Regions from separate parts of the Homo sapiens genome. Here region 1 is linked to region 2. Evidence: read pairs that join two places in POLR2A ChIA-PET (ENCODE). Cell type or tissue: Panc1. All regions are shown on one strand. Links, peaks and the distances in the headings refer to the core of each region. The heading gives the core; the rest is flanking DNA. Region 1 overlaps RNF38 (ring finger protein 38). Region 2 overlaps LOC124902150 (a long non-coding RNA gene).

What was found. Peaks named below come from ENCODE experiments on the same cell type or tissue, not always from the same donor. Only the 100,000 strongest peaks of a DNase experiment are listed, where the experiment ranks them.
Region 1: POLR2A ChIA-PET joins it to region 2 with 7 read pairs; 3 of 35 experiments call an interaction of 5 or more read pairs at or near these places.

The regions. Positions count from the first base shown.
Region 1 is chr9:36,357,752-36,360,674 of GRCh38, forward strand. It overlaps RNF38 (ring finger protein 38), which reads right to left. Exons shown (of 12, transcript NM_022781.5): 5 at 24-191. Among named protein-coding and RNA genes, the nearest start is that of RNF38, 41 kb to the right of the region's middle. In Panc1, for the core only: no CTCF peak of the experiment used is centred there; no DNase peak of the experiment used is centred there.
Region 2 is chr9:36,275,349-36,278,271 of GRCh38, forward strand. All of the region lies in intron 2 of LOC124902150 (a long non-coding RNA gene), which reads left to right. It also overlaps a transcript of GNE not described here. Among named protein-coding and RNA genes, the nearest start is that of GNE, 18 kb to the left of the region's middle. In Panc1, for the core only: no CTCF peak of the experiment used is centred there; no DNase peak of the experiment used is centred there; H3K4me3 peaks cover 1,421 bases; H3K27ac peaks cover 1,541 bases.

The DNA.
Region 1 (2,923 bases), core at 280-2,779, 82 kb after region 2:
TGAGAACAAAGATAGAGACTTACTGGAGGAGGCACACTACAGACAGGGAGGTGCTGTCCACTGAAAACCACAGAGCATCCTGGGACCTGCTGTGTACTACAAGCAGGGATGTGCTGGCCTGTGCAGAGTGGAATCCCATGTGGTGCCACTGTTGTTACTGTGTAAGAAACAGGGACTGTTCCTTGATGGAGCTTTAAAGGAAAAAACAAATGAACAAACTTTAGCTGTTTAGATAAAATGTTAACTATTCAAAATCAACATTTGGTCATTTATTGGCTCCTCTCTCAGCTACACGGATTTTCACAATGTACTCTCCAATAGTTTCGACCAGAATATTCATTGTCTTTGTAGGGGAGAGTTGACTATTTCAAGAGTATATACTATTTCCACAAAATTGGGGCTAAACTCCTCCCTCAAATGACTTGAAAAGCCCAGGGAAATAATGGATTACTATATTAACTCTTCTAGCCTGTCCTATAAAGGCAGAATAAAAAGAACTGGAATCATTAAAGCTTGTATCTTCCATTATTTGGTCACATTCAAAACAAATTTTAATTACAACTAGTGAAACAATGTAAAGTATATTTTTAAAAAAATGAAATCTCATTTCCCGCCTAGCCAATCTTATTCCCATCCTACCTGCCACCCAGAGGCAAACGATGCTGATAACATATCCTTCTTCTCTTTCTCCATGAACATATGAAAGCACAATTACATATAAAATGTCACATTTATTTTTGTTTTCTTAACAGAAATGAGATCATACTACCCTGCAACTTTGTTTTTCCATTTAATACTACATTGCAGGTATGTATGCAAGGGAGTTAAAAGTAACTTGTTCTCTTTGGTACTAGCCAGATATTTTAAGAAACACTTGCTTAACACAGTCCTATCATATGGTGTATCAACACATGTTCAAATTGTTTTCAACTCTTTTGCCAATATAAACACAACTGAAAAAATATGATATTAGTTTGGCCAGGCACGGTGGCTCATGCCTGTAATTCCAACACTTTGGGAGGCCGAGGTGGGCAGATCGCTGGAGGTCAGGAGGATGAGGCCAGCCTGGCCAACATGGTGAAAACCCGTCTCTACTAAAAATACAAAAAATTAGCTGGGAGTGGTGGCGGGTGCCTGTAATCCCAGCTACTTGGGAGGCTGAGGCAGGAGAATCACTTGAACCTGGGAGGTGGAAGTTGCAGTGAGCTGAGATCGCGCCATTGCACTCCAGCCTGGGCGACAAGAAAACTAATTTTTTTTTCAATCCTGTCTTATGGGGCTGAAGGAAGACTTAATTTCATCTGAGGCCAAGGCGGAAGCTTTGGCCTCCCAAAGTGCTGGGATTACAGGTGTGAGCCGCTGCACCTGGCCCCATCGATCCTCTAGGTTGTCATAATCATTTGTAATTTTTTTATTTAAGAGGTATATGAATCTATTGCTTGTTGTGTGTAATGAAAATATTTTCCTAGTCTATGTTTTATCTTTTGATGAGATCCTTTATTTAATGGCATATTTTTGTCTTTTGTGATTTTTTTTTTTAAATGTAGCCAGAGTGTAGCTTTGGGGTTTCCTTTACTGATGAGGTTATAAACATATATTCCTGTATTTCCTAATTCTTTAGTTTTTCGTATTCCAAAAGACTTATTTTTGTTTATAAAGTAGGGCTCTAATTTTGCTTGCACATGGACAATTATACTTGCTCCATTTATTAAACCATCTTCTTGCCTCTACAGTGAAATACCATCTTTTTAAAAATTCATTAAGTACGCACACATTCCTGGATTTCATGCTGCTTTAACTACAGTATCTTACTGGAAGAGTTAGCATCTGGTAAGAAATTCTTCTCACCATACATCTTTTCATTTTTTGGCATTGTCACACAGTTATTCTTACGTATAAAATCAATTTTATTCACTTCCAAAACCCATTAGTATTAAGATTGTACTAAATATGTTATTTTACAAAGGACTGAATTTTATATTAAGATTTTTTTTTTTTTTGAGATGGAGTTTCGCCCAGGCTCCAGCCTTGTCGCCCAGGCTGGAGTGCAATGGCACAATCTTGGCTCACTGCAACCACCACCTCCTGGTTTCAAGCAATTCTCCTACCTTAGCCCCGCCCCGAGTAGCTGGGACTACAGGCGTGTGCCACTACACCTGGCTTTTTTTTTTAAATTAGAGACAGGGTTTCACCATTTTGGCCAGTCTGGTCTTGAACTCCTGAACTCAGATGATCTGCCTGCCTCAGCCTCCCAAAGTGTTAGGATTATAGGCGTGAGCCACCGTGCCTGACCTATATTAAGACTTTTTATACCCAGAAACATTATGCCATTACGTTGAATATCACGGTTCTGTCTTTCAAGAAGAAATTAAGTCTTCCTTCAACCCCATAAGACAGGATTGAAAAAAAAAATTAGTTTTCTTCAAAAAGATTATTAAATTTATTTCTCAAAGTTTATTATTAAATTTGTTCCTCAAACTGTGGTTCTGTTATAATGACAAGAGGTTATTTTACTCTATTTGCATGTCAAAGCGGTTAGTGTTAGTACGAAGATAATTTTTATCTATATTATCTTGAATATATCAACCTTACCAACTTTTAAATTCTGGTATTTTTAAAAAACTTAGAATCTCCTTTCCTAGGTATACAACTACAGGATGAGCATCCCTTATCTGAAATGCATGGGACCAGAAGCATTTTGGATTTTTTGGAATTTTAGAAAATCTGCATTATACTTACCAATTTGGCATCTCTAATCCCAAAATCTGAAATCCAAAATGCTTAAAATAAACATTTCCTTTGAGTGTTGAGTCGGTGCTCAAAAAGTTAGATTTTAGAGCATTTCAGATACTCAAATTAGGGGTGTCCAACCTGAATAAGGTTCAACCCAACTATCATCTTTTTGTGTTAGCAAACTAGAACC
Region 2 (2,923 bases), core at 317-2,816:
GAACATGATGTGATTGAAGACAATAAAATGGGCATGAGAATAGCATACAGGGGAGACCAGCCTGACAGGAGAAAGGTTTTACTGAGGAATATTGGAAAAGATAATTGAATTATTAAGTGGCAGAGTAACTTGGAAGATAACTTAAAGGCCATATAGAGTATTTCAGAGCTTGTGTGGCCATAGAAACCACCAAACATTAGGCAAATGAATGAAATGATTATTTCAGGCCATATTTTTAAAGTCAGTTATACAAAAAAAATGGATGGAGAGATGAGTAGAACAACTATTACTTTCATAACTAGAAACAACCATTTCTAAGCAGATTTTATTGATGACACGAGGAAAAAAACTTACAAGTTCCAGCTAGAAGCTCAGAAAGTCTGACCTTGAATTTCAATTTAAGTGTGCTAATAAAAAATAAAAATAATAAATTCTCATTGAAGAAGGCAGATAGAAAGTATGCATTGGTGATACAGCTAGGAGTAAACTGTGTTGGCAATAATTGCAGGAATAATATCATCTGATTGAAAAGTTTTTATAAGGCCAGGTACAGGGGCTCAACGCCTGTAATCTCAGCACTTTGAAAGGCCAAGCCAGGAACATCACTTGAGCCCAGGAGTTCGAGATCAGCCTGGGCAGCGCAGCAAGACCTTGTCTCTACAAAAAATTTAAAAGTTTGCCGGGTATGGTAGTCTGTGTCTGTAGTCCTGACTACTTGGGAGGCTGAGGCAGGAGGATCCCTTGAGCCCAGGAGTTGAAAGCTGCAGTGAGCTATGATTATGCCACTACAATCCAGCCTGGGTGACAGAGCAAGATCCTGTCTTTAAACACACACACACACACACGTTTGTATAAGCCATTCCTTAACTATAGATGATCTTTAAATTGAATATATATTTTAATCACCTAATTGAACTGTGATGATGATTTCCTAAAACATTTGGATTTCCATATGCCTCAATGAAAAATTAGGTTTAATAAACTACACTATAGTATAGCACACTATATGTCGCATTTATATATTGATAAACATGATAATTTCCTTTTTATTTGACTTAGATACTAATTAACTTGGAGTAAATGCACCCACCCCAATCATGTGATCAGTCAATAGTTAAATAACTGAGGGAAAAGAAGTACAAATCAGGCAGCTCTACATGCCATGTTTCAAAAGGGAAGGAAACAAAATAGTTAAACTTTGCATGTTTTGGAAATAAACTGTATTTATGAAACAGAGATCTCAAAAAGTAAAAGGAACCCCACTTTATCTGATGAAAGTGCCAGGAATCTGGAGAAAAGAGTTCAATTTCAACTTTCAGTTTGGAGATGCAGAAAGACCCTGAATTTTGGCACAGTAACTGAGAAGCAAGTAGCAGCCACAGAATGACTAAACTGAGTTAGCAGTAAAAAAGTCTTTAAAAATGATGGATTTGATAGATTTAAAACCAAAGCTTTCCTCTTCCTCTTTGTAATTTTCCTTTTTCCCCCCTTTTTTTCTGATTGCAATTTCAATAATAAAGCTCTATTGAATTCCGAATTACTTACATGAGGTCCTTGAAAGCATGACTCCCTCTGCAGATAACCATAGGTTTCCATCCCGAAGCACGAGCTCTGTACCCTAGTGTGGTTTGAAATAATGAGCAGAGCAGCTGTTTTCTTGGTTTAGCTGCCACGGAGCAGTCACCAATAGGCATCTGAATTCCAGACTAAATCGTAAGCCCCACCTCTCTGAAAAGGAAGAAAAAAAATGTGGCTCTGAATTCTTCTCATATTCCTGGACAGTAGCTCGAAAGTAGGTGGTCAGTCAGCGTCTGAGTGTTACTTCCCTGTTTTGGATTTCCCATTCCATCCAATAATTTTACTTTCCACTAGAAAAAGTTTTCTTCTGAGTTTCTTAAAATCTACAAAAGTCTTTTTTGTAGTTCAAAAATCTACAAAAGTCTTTTTTCACATTGTTTTCACACATACGTAATTCTAATTCTAAACTTTTTTTTTCTATTCTTTTCTTTTTTTTTTTTTTTTTTTTTTTTTTTTTTTTGAGATGGAGTCTTGCTCGTGTCTTGCTTTTGGTGCTTAGGGACTCTCACAGCCAGATTGGTAGCAAGGGATACTGACCAATGATCTACTTATCAAACAACTCTCCATTTCACTGGTAAATGCTCATTTGACCACTGGAACAGCCTAGCCTTATCTACCACACAACTTCACATTCCACTCAAGAGAAACTATACTAAAAGGTATCCCCCACAGGCACAGAAATTCTTAGTTAACCATTGTATGTTTATAGATTTTGAAGTCAACCATGGTCTGAAGTCTATTTTATTTTATTTGAAAGAGACTGGGTCTCACTATGTTGCTCAGGCCCATCTCGAACTCCTGGGTTCAAGCAATCCTATCACCTCGGCCTCCCAAAGTGCTGGGAATACAGGTGTGAGCCACCATGCTAAAATAACTCATTTTTTTCTTATATTTTTCTTTATTTTTTTTTCTTCTTGAGACAGTGTCTTGCTCTTGTCGCCCAGGCTGGAGTGCAGTGGCACAATCTCAGCTCACTACAACCTTTGCCTCCAGGGTTCAAGCAATTCTCCAGCCTCAGCCTCCCGAGTAGCTGGGATTACAGGTGTGTGCCACCACGCCCAGCTAGTTTTTGTATTTTTTAGTAGAGACAGGGTTTTGCCATGTTGGCCAGGCTGGTCTTGAACTGTTGACCTCAGGTGATCCACCCGCCTTGGCCTCCCAGAGTGCTGGGATTACAGGCATGAGCCACCACTCCTGGCCCTTATATTTTTCAAATATGTTAAAGGTATACATAACCCTCAACAACATTTTTTGTTAAATCTCTGCTCTTTGCTCTTTCTTCCCATCTGTTTCCTCACATCCAGTCTGCTCTTTTTTCTCTCTTAACTAAAAACTCTGTTAAAAA